Linked DNA regions of Homo sapiens: region 2 is linked to region 1. A link is a loop called in an ENCODE intact Hi-C map of the cell type or tissue named here. Cell type or tissue: PC-9. All regions are shown on one strand. Links, peaks and the distances in the headings refer to the core of each region. The heading gives the core; the rest is flanking DNA. Region 1 overlaps SHISA9 (shisa family member 9). Region 2 has its middle 480 kb from the start of ERCC4.

What was found. Peaks named below come from ENCODE experiments on the same cell type or tissue, not always from the same donor. Only the 100,000 strongest peaks of a DNase experiment are listed, where the experiment ranks them.
Region 2: a loop joins it to region 1, with 4 times the contacts of the local background. A loop is called at or near these places in 2 of 110 quality-filtered maps.

Annotation. Positions count from the first base shown.
Region 1 is chr16:12,915,240-12,920,625 of GRCh38, reverse strand. It overlaps SHISA9 (shisa family member 9), which reads right to left. Exons shown (of 5, transcript NM_001145204.3): 2 at 3,811-3,938. Among named protein-coding and RNA genes, the nearest start is that of SHISA9, 16 kb to the right of the region's middle. In PC-9, for the core only: no CTCF peak of the experiment used is centred there; a DNase peak (open chromatin) is centred at 2,745; H3K27ac peaks cover 1,795 bases.
Region 2 is chr16:13,434,386-13,439,771 of GRCh38, reverse strand. It overlaps a transcript of SHISA9 not described here. Among named protein-coding and RNA genes, the nearest start is that of ERCC4, 480 kb to the left of the region's middle. RefSeq lists enhancers at 2,634-2,693, 2,934-3,103. In PC-9, for the core only: no CTCF peak of the experiment used is centred there; a DNase peak (open chromatin) is centred at 3,021; H3K27ac peaks cover 378 bases.

The DNA.
Region 1 (5,386 bases), core at 141-5,140:
GTGTATATATTTGTAGGGTACATGAGATGTTTCCATACAGGCATGCAATGTGAAATAAGCACATCATGGAGAATGGGGCATCCATCCCCTCAAGCATCTATCCTTTCAGTTACAAACAATCCAATGACACTCTTTAAGTTATTTTAAAACTTACAGTTAAGTAAGTTACTATTGACTATAGTCACCCTGTTGTGCTATCAAACAGTAGGTCTTATTCATTTTTCTGGGTACTATCTTTGCAACCTTTCTGCTGTAAATATTTTTAAAAGTACTCAGAAACAAAAACTGTATTTCTTTTATATATATATATACTTTAAGTTCTAGGGTACATGTGCACAACGTGCAGGTTTGTTACATATGTATACATGTGCCATGTTGGTGTGCTGCACCCATTAACTGTTCATTTACATTAGGTATATCTCCTGATGCTATCCCTCCCCCCTCCCCGTACCCACGACTTGAAACAAAAACTGTATTTCAAGAAGTGTGCTGTGAACACAAATGAGTGAGAAACGTTGATCCAGGCTGTAGCCACAGCCCCTCACTCACGTCTTCCATCCTTAAGAAGACCAAAGGGAACCTACATGCAGCCTGAACCCCGAAAGGGGGAGAGGGGTGTCACTGGCAGTCAGGGAAGTCGGGGTGCAGGAGGTAGGGTATGTTCATAGCACTTAAGGACAAAATGTGCCTTCAAAAACAAACGATAATTATACAGAAGCTGAGGAGCATTTGCAGAAAATCACCATCTCACAGGAAACTACATCCTGTTAATCAAAGAGGTTGAGGCCCTTTTGATTATCAGACTAAATATTTTTAGGCAATATCACTGAATGCCTGGAAAGAACATGAACAGCATCCGCTGAAGAAAAATCCGTCTTTAGATAAAAAGGCAAGTCCAATATATCACAGGAAAAATCAACCCCAGAAAATTAATGTAGAAACGTTGACAAAAATGTTCTCTTTCCTCCCAGTTCACCTTCACCCAAGTCTCTCTCCATGGCCCTCTTCCCAAATATCCAGATCTCTACACTGGCTATTATCTTACCATTTGACTAAAACTTAAGAGAAAGAATAGAAAGAGACCTAAGGTTAATATTAAGATAAGAAGAGAGAAATAGATGGAGATTAGTATTCTCTTAAAGCAATGTTGAGTGGGTGATTGAATAGACATGAAAATGACATTTAACTTGAGACTAGTGAATCCTCAGTCAAATCTAACAACTTGGATGTTCAGTGAAGAACAAACTGAAAATAGCATGACGTGCCCTTCTTGGTGTTTCACAAATAGATGCATCATTCTTTCCAATTTGTGTAATGGTAAATCCTTGTACATCTCATAATGTCCAGGGAAGGGTTTTATATTAAATGGGTGCCTTCTGGTTCTGGCACAAAGGGCTGGTCTAATTTTCCATTTATCAGACTGGATACCTTCCCTTCTACTTTGCTATCAATCAAAATGTTCTCTGATGACTGCTTGGCTTCTTAAACCCTTAACTGATTAATATCAGTTATCTCATCCTATTCTCTCAATGCACTCCTCAAATCATCTGTTCATCTGAACATACAAATGTTTTTCTGTATCTATAATATGTAAGTAGCTCCTGTAAATCAATAAAAAGATAAACAAGGAAATCTGTTATTACTGTCGGCTGCTGAATTAATGTGTTACATATATTAAGCTTATTAATATAAACCGGTGAAAAGGTCACATTCTTCTTATTTTTGTTATTCAGATATTCCCAACAATGCTAGGAAAGAAGAATTGGATCAACCTGGAAGGATTATATAAAATTAATATCTGGGCAATTCTTGTAAGAATGTAGTGTTTGTAGAATGACTTCTAGAATTCTCCCCTGTAGCTTCCCAGGAATTCTCTAGTCTAGTGCTACCCAGTACACTATTATGAGACACTTTCTCCCTTGATGTAAAAGATCACTGATTACTTAGGCACAAATATAGACCAAACGCAAGAATCATAAATAAACCAAAGCAGCCTGGCGCAAGAGACTTCTGTCCCTGGACACCCATCTCTGAGCAGTAATCCATTTTCAGTACAACTTTCAATGAAAACGCCTTATGTAAGCAACATTCATTAAGGTTTCCCGCCCACCTGATGGAATGATGAAACTTAGGTGACTTCAATGAGTTTGTTATTTCATTTGAGTGCTGATTCAAAAATCATCCTAGAGATTGGAACTTCAAGGGAAAATCCTGTTAGCAATCACCTTTTACAGCCAAGGACTTGACACCCTTTCAATTTCTCTGCTCTGTGATCATGTTCATTTGTATACGATGTCTGGGACTGAAGCACACGACTAGGTTCAACTTATTTCCCAGTGCGAACTGAAAGAAAATGTGCTCATTTCCATTAAAGCCAGAATCGGACACAGCAACTGCCGTGTCAGAATTGATGCCATTTACCATATCTTCGGGGGGCTATGGGATTTGGTCATAAAACTTCCATTTGCTGGTGTATTTTGTTCTAAAATGTTGCTATTTCTCATACCCTTTTGTGATCCAGTTCACTAATAATGTTAAATTATTTAATATATTTAAACCTAACACATCCTATTTGGTGGCCTATTTTTCAAACCATGCAAACATTGACTTTACTAACACACTGCAACAATTTCCAAACCATGAAAAATCATCACTAGGCAGAATCAGAGAATTCACATTGCCTAGGTCAAATTCCACAGGCTTCTTCCTCTACCCACTGAGCATAAGAATTTGCAACCAAACAGTCCAAAACTATGATTCAGCAAATAAAACACCCAGGCAACTCCTAGTGGAGCCTCAGCAAAGACGACCCAGTCTGTAAAAATGTGCATCATTAGAATTGTTTCTGTTTTCAGGAACCTCCAGCCACAACTAAATGCATTCTTTAAATTGTCTGGCTTTTGTTATTTTAAACCAAACCCTCCACATTACTTTAATGTGGGGGTTACTTGAAAACATAATTACTGGGGTAACCACAGTATTACATTATTGTCAAAAACTAAACAATCTTATTTTTTCTCCAGTCTCATAGGTCAGAGCATCAGCTCCACGATGTATATTGTATATACAGACCTTTGAAAGGAAAGAAAATCTTTGGGAGTATACCAAGATCCCCAGTCATGCTCTGTGAAAAATACCTATTGAAACACAATAGCAAACACAGTTTTTTTTTTCCCCTGGCAGAACAATGGAAACGAATTTGCTGCTGTTGAATCATACAGAGGAACCTCAAATCAACAGGACCGAAATTCAATAACCACTCCCTGCACCCCCTACACACGGAATATTCTGTGGATTATTTTTATGAAACTCTAGCGTTACAAAGAATAGACATAATTCTTCTGAACTAGTATTTCATAATTGAAAACAGCATGAAACCTAGAAGTCACAACTGGTCTACCTCAGGAGGCAGACGTATAAGCTAGCAGACCATTGGCTAACAGATTGACTAGCTAAAATGAACTAACCCAATAATCCATTGGTTAACTAAGTATCCAACCATGATGAAACAACCAAGAGGGCCACTAATCTAGTTAATAAATCAATCAAGATGAACCAGTCGAGCAGTCTGCTAGCTAAAAGTATCAATCATGTGAAACCAACCAAGTGGATCGCCATTTAACAAAGAAAGCAACCAACGGACATCGGATGATGCTAAATTCAGCTTCATCCAAAAGACATGAAAGAAAGCTTCTAACTTGCCCACAAAGAGCTCTTAACTAACCCAAGCACACTCCACGAAATCTGGCAATGTGACCACTGCTCAGGTCACCCCATGGGACTGGAAATGGTTCATGCAGCTGTACTTACGAAGATTATTTATGGGGGTTCTCGTGTCCATGTTCTCATAATGCTGGACGTGGACAACGATGTTTAGGTCTCTCTCCATGTGATCAGTGTTGCAGTGGCCCTGTGGTCTCATGACATCCGCAAGGGCCCTGAAAGAAGAAAGAATTTAAATCTGTTCATTCAAAACACAATGACTGGCAGCTGCTATGCGCCGAGTACTGCAGTCGCGAACAAATGGCAAGGCGGATTACTCCATGGAGCCACCATTCTAGTTAGGGGTGGAGTAGAGAAAAACGTAAGTAAATAAAATCACTGTAATTAGAGGTTACATAGGGACTTTACGCAGGCTACTGCATATGCTTCTCACAGCAGCCATGTAATAACAGGACTATCTACCCCACGGAGTTTTTAAGAGGATTAAATGATGAATACATATAATGTGTCTGCACTCCATAGATTTAGTTCTCTCTTTATATCTAACACTAGATACAAACTCTTCATGTACAGCAATGGCCCAGTATTAGTAACAGTAGATAACATTTATTGAGTATTTGCCATAAGCCAGGCACCACGCTAATCGCATTACGTCTTAACTAAACAAAACAGCACAAAACACATTATGAGGATTATTACTCCTTGCAGATAAGTAAACAAAGGCTCAGAGAGGTGAATCGACCTGCTCAAGGTCACAGAGCCAGTAAGTTGTGGCACAAGAATTTGAGCCTGAGTATTTTTGGAGTGTGCAGGGGGATGGAGACACAATTCAACCTGTGACAGTGACCTTCATGATTAGATGTAAACTTAGCAAAAAAAAAAAAAAAAAAACACACACACACACACAAAAAAAAAACTCAGTGTTCATACGTAGAACAGACCAGAGAGCTGTCAAACAGATACCACACCCAAGATCAGACCTACCAATGCATTTTTTCTCTTTACACTCCATCATGTGTTTATTTAGATCATATGAATATCCTTGAAAGATATATATTTTTGTAGGTATTGTTGTATATGTGTGTGTCTTTTACATAAACAGTGTTTTTACCCTAAACCTCATTCCGTTTCTTCCTTTGTTCACACGTGAGTGTTAGCCATATTGCTGAATGTGAAACCCTTCCATCCCTTGCAGCCGCTGCATAGTATTCCGTCATAAGCAATCCCCACATTTCACTTACCTTCAGGAATGAGCCTTCATATGCAATAATTAGTATGGTGGAGGAACTGGCCCATCAGAAACCCATCAGAATGGATGGCAGCTACAAACAGCTGCCATCATTGCAAACCAGCAGACTATCAGCCCCATTTGTTATTTCCATAATTATGGCCATCTAGATGGTCACCAACTCCCCAGCCCCGATAAACAACACTGCAATAAACATCTTTTTCTTTCTTCAGATAGGGTCTTGCTCTGTCACCCAGGCTGGAGTGCAGTGGTGTGATCATGGCTCACAGCAGCCTCGAACTCCTCAGCCTCCTGAATAGCTGGGACCACAGGCACATGCCACCACCCCCAGCTACTTTGTTTTATTTTGTAGAGACGTGGTCTCAGGGTCTTACTATGTTGACCAGGCTGGTTTCAAACTCCTGGCCTCAAGAG
Region 2 (5,386 bases), core at 67-5,066, 520 kb before region 1:
ACGCTGGCAGCAGCGGAGACATTTAATGAGGGGGAGGCCAAGGCTCACATTCAAGGTATTAAAGATTTGAGAACTTGAAGGGTCACCAGAAGCCATGTCTCCTGCCTTCAGTTTCTGCCATTTTTTTGTGCCATTTTTGGTTTCTTCCACCAACCCCTAGGTCCCCCTTCCAAGCCATTACATCTGAAAGACAGGCTTTCCTGAATATCCAATTCTAGAATCACTTCAGGTAACCTCTTCCCTCCTTCCAGATGTATTAGGGTACAATAGACAAACAAAAATTGTATATATTTAAGGTAAATAACCAACAATTTGATACATGTATATGTTGTGAAATGATTACCACAATCAAGTTAATTAACACATCCATCTCATTCCATAGTTATGTGTGTGTGTGTGTGTTTGGTGAGAATACTTAAGATCTACTCTTCCAGCAAATTTTAAGTATACAACAGAGCCACCATGCTGTACCTTAGAGACTGGGAACATAATCATCTTAAAATTGAAAGTTTGTTCCCTTTGATCAACATCTCCCCACGTCCTTCTCCCCCTGGCCCCTGGAAACTACTCACTGTTTTGATATCAGTCTAGGGGAAAAGAGGAGACATAGGGTCCATCTCTTGCTCTTATGTGAGCTCTCTGCTTCTATGAGTTTGACTTTTTTAAGACTTTTTTTAAGTTGTAAGTGAGCTCATGCACTATTTGTCTTCCTGTGTCTGGTTGATTTCACTTAGCATGATGTCCTCTAGGGGCATCCATATTTTCACAAATGGCGGGATTTTAAATGTTTGCTCTCTCCCGTAAAATGTCCCAAGAATGACCTACGTTTCCCTTGCTTTCTTTTAGGGTCACTTTTTCTAGTTTTCTCATTATCAGAGACAGCTGGGATGGAGCGGACCTCATTTTGCAAAGGAATAAAGACAGTAATTAAGTTGCCGTTTAGTCTTTTCCTTTCTGGGCTAACTAATCCCAATTATTTTTAACCTTTTCACATAGGCCTTTTATTTTCTGACCTTTTAATGAATTTTCACTGCTTACTTCTGGTTCTTCTCCAGCGGTTACATAGTCTTCACAGTTTGCCAAAACTTTTCAGTAGTCATAATGAAATGATTATTTTCCCCCTATTTGCAACAGCAAACTCCCATACATTTTTGAGAAATACCGAATAACAATGATATGTCTAATTTTTCAGTTACATTTCTGTAAGGACATTTTCTCTCCAAAGTGTCAGCTATGCTCTCTCCTTTTCTTTATTTTTGTAGCTTAATGTCTTATGTACAAAATAAAATGATTATTTAAGATTTGTTCAAATAGCTATCAAAGCACTACTAGATATGTAAGAGTGTGCTAGCTACTGTTAGAGATAGAAAATAGGTAGATGCTGTTAGGTCTCTGTGATACAAACGCCACAATGATGGGTATTGGGGAACTGATACTGTTTGAGCACCTCCTATGTGCCCAATGCATACTTAACCTCGTCTAAACCTCCCAGAATCTTAAGAAAATGATTTCATTGCCACTTTCCAGATGAGCAAACTAAGGGTCACACAAGGTGAATGCCTTGCAGATATTCTCACAGTTATTGAAATGGTATAAAAAGTGCTGAGGCCGGGTGCGGTGGCTCACATCTGTAATCCCAGCACTTTGGGAGGCCGAGGTGGGTGGATTACCTGAGGTCAGGAGTTCGAGACCAGCCTGGCCAGCATGGTGAAACCTCATCTCTACTAAAAATACAAAAATTAGCTGGGCCTGGTGGCGGATGCCTGTAATCCCAGCTACTTGGGAGGCTGAGACGGGAAAATGGCTTTAACCCAGGAAGCAGAGGTGGCAGTGAGCTGAGATCACGTCACTGCACTCCAGCCTGGGCAAAAACAGTGAAACTCTGTCTCAAAAAAAAAAAAAAAAAAGAAAAAAAAAGTGCTAGGAACTTAGACTTGCCTTCTCTTAGATCCACCACTTGGAATTGTCAAGCCTTTGATTATTTTTGCTGTCCTCACTGATAGGACCTTGGATCCCTTTCCCCATGAGTCAAGGATCATCTGGGGGAAAAAAGCTGATATCAATAATGACTTGAGAAATGCTCTGGGCCCCCAGAATTCAGTGGGGGAGTTCACAGCAGAGGGAATTGCAAGCTATCAGGATCTTCTCAGTAGAATCACAGTAACCGAGTTGTTTATGGCTTGGGAGGTAACACAGAAGAGGGTAAACACACGGGCCCTGGGGCCAGGCTGGGTCTCATCCGGGCTTCTCTGCTTACTGACTGCTCAGCCTCGGGCAAAAGGGGTCACCTCTCTCCACTTCCAGTTTTTCATCCGTAAAATTGGAATATTGATAATGTCTTTTTTACTGAGTGGTTGGGCATATTAATATGTTTAAAGTGCTTAGATTTCAGGCTGGAATAGATAAGTGCTGAGTAATTAGTAACCATCATCATCACAGAAATCTCTTTTCTCCCCAGGGTAGAGTGGGAGGGGAGCCTTTTAATGTCCATCTTTTTTGAAGCCATATCATCTTACAGTAACCATGGCAACCAATCCCCCCAGATGTTTCCATGACATTTTTTTTTGAGTAAAAACTTGAAAATCTTTTTTGTGAACCAAAGATCCCTAATTTTTCTGGAACGATGTGGTTTGGTTGTGTCCCCACCCGAATCTCATCCTGAATTGCAGCTCCCGTAATGTGCCATGGGAGGGACCCGGTGGGAGGTAACTGAATCATGGGGTGGGGTTTCCCTGTGCTTTTCTCATGAAAATGAGTAAGTCTCATGAGAGATGTCGGTTTATAAAGGGCAGTTCCCCTGCACATGCTCTCTTGCCTGCCCCCATTTAAGACTTTGCTTTGAACTGTTGGTGAAACCAAAGGTTACCCTGATTAAGCCCGTCAAACTTCACTGCCTTGCTTGCTTTTAATCATTTACTTCTGGTTGATCTTAAAAACTCCCACTAGCAAATCACGTGGCCAAACAATACGTGACTCAACTCCCACTAGCTTCCTGGGGGGATAACATCTCTGACTGTGTGTCACTATAGTAACAGGTGCCTAAAGTTGGTTTTCAGGAACTAGTATTACCAGAAATGGATCCCAATCCAGACCACAGGAGAGGCTTCTTGGATCTCATGCAAGAAAGAATCCAGGGTGAGTCCACAGAGTAAAGTAAAAGCAAGTTTATTAAGAAAGTAAAGGAATAAAAGAATGGCTACGTCATAGGCAGAGCAGCCCCTGAGAGCTGCTGATTGACTATTTTTGTGGTTATTTCTTGATCATATGTTACACAAAGGGTAGATTATTGATGAGTTTTCTGGGAAAGGGCTGAGGGATTCCTGGAATTGAGGGTTCCTCTTCTTTTTAGGCCATATGGGGTAATTTATGGACATTGCCATGGCATTTTAAACTTCCCTGGCACTGGTGAAATTGTCCTTTAGCATGCTAATGCATTATGGTTAGCATATAATGACCAGTGAGAATGGCCAGAGGCCACTTTTAGTCGCCATCTTGGATTTGGTAGGTTTTGGCTGGTTTCTTTACGACACCCTTTTTTACTAGCAGGGTCTTTGTGACCTGTATCTTTTGACCTCTTGTCTCATCCTGTTGACTAAGAATGCCTAACCTCCTGGGAATGCAGCCCAGTAGGTTTCAGCCTTATTTTACCCAGTCTGTATTCAAGACGGAGTCACTCTGGTTCTAACACCTCTGACACTAGGGGGCAGCTCTTGTTCTGTTCAAGCCAGTTCAGATAGCTGACCCTTCAACTGGGCCTACAAGGGTGCCCCAACAGTGACTTTTGACAGCAGAGGTCCAAAACTCCACCCTCAAGTTATGCTAAAGCCATCATTTTCTTCACATGAGTCCTGTGAAGAGCCATACAGCTCACTTATGCTTGCACAGAAACCTGATTCCCTCACCTTTCCTACCACACAATCACATTTCCTCACACTTTAGACCACCTTGCTTCCTATCCCAGAAGTACCCCCAAGCCCTATGTTCAGGGAGAGGATTTGAGATTTGTTCTTCTGTCTCCCAGCACAGCAGCCTTGTGAATCAAATCTTCACTCTTTTGCAAAACCTGTCACCTCAGTGATTGGCTTGCTGCGTGTGGGCAGAATGAACCTGGCTTGATAACATCAGAGGCTGTAGGATGTACTCTTTTTTTTCCCCTCAGGTTTTTGCCAAGGCTGAGCCCAGCAGAAGTAATTTTCAAAGGGTTGGGATAGTTTGTGTATTAGCTGACTCATTGAAAAGTGCCTTTTCCAGTCATATTCCAAAGAATGTAAAGTTATAAAAACAAAAACCCCCACTGGAACAAGTGTCATTTTCCACCAAGGTGGGCTTGATCACACACAGCTTTCTGTCCTTTCTTGTGACATAGTTTACTGTCATTTGCCTGATGTTTTATTTAACTTTGTTATGTGCATCTATCTCATCTTTTCAACCACATTTCAGATTCCTTGTGGGGAGAGTTCTTGCTGAACCTCTTTGAAGTCTTTGCAGTTCTAAGTGCTCCTGACATATAGTTATCTCAGTTACATTTACTGAAAAAAAAAAAAGATTCTAAGAATGGGTACATCTATCCTTTCAGGGAATAAATATGGTTAAAATGATAGAGGCTTTACTACAAAAATCAAAAACAAATCCTTGGGATATTCCTGGAAGCTGGTGTTTTCCTTAATTAACATAATGGATTCAGTAAATAGAGAGGAAAGTATGTTTGAAAAAAGAACAGATTACCTACAGGGCTGAAATCTTGTCACACAACACATTTGTAGTTTTAGTGTATTTTTCATTTTAAACAGGGATTATTAATTAAGCCCCAAAGGCTTTCTCTGCTCACAGTGCATTCTGAAAAGCACCAATCTCTTTCTAAACAAAACAGGCTCCAACTACTTTGTAATCAGAAGACTGGCTAATGGGCTGGTTGAATGCTACCGACTTGCTTAATTGAAGTTCCACTAAAAACCTGAAATACCAATCCTCTCCTATTCATTTATTCGTTCATTTATTCTTCATTCTAATGAGAATTATTGAGTACTTACTATGTATAAAACATAGCTTTTCTAGGCCTGGCACGGTGGCTCATGCCTGTAATCCCAGCACTTTGGGACGCCGAGGTGGGCGGATCACGAGGTCAGAAGATTAAGACCATCCTGGCTAACACGGTGAAACCCCATCTCTACTAAAAATACAAAAAAATTAGCTGGGCTTGGTGGCGGGCGCCTGTAGTCCCAGCTACTCGGGAGGCTGAGGCAGGAGAATGGTGTGAACCTGGGAGGCGGAGCTTGCAGTGAGCCGAGATCGCGCCACTGCACTCCAGCCTGGGTGACAGACTGAAACTCGATCTCAAAAAAAAAAAAAAAACATAGCTTGTCTAACACAGTGTGATGGTTAATAT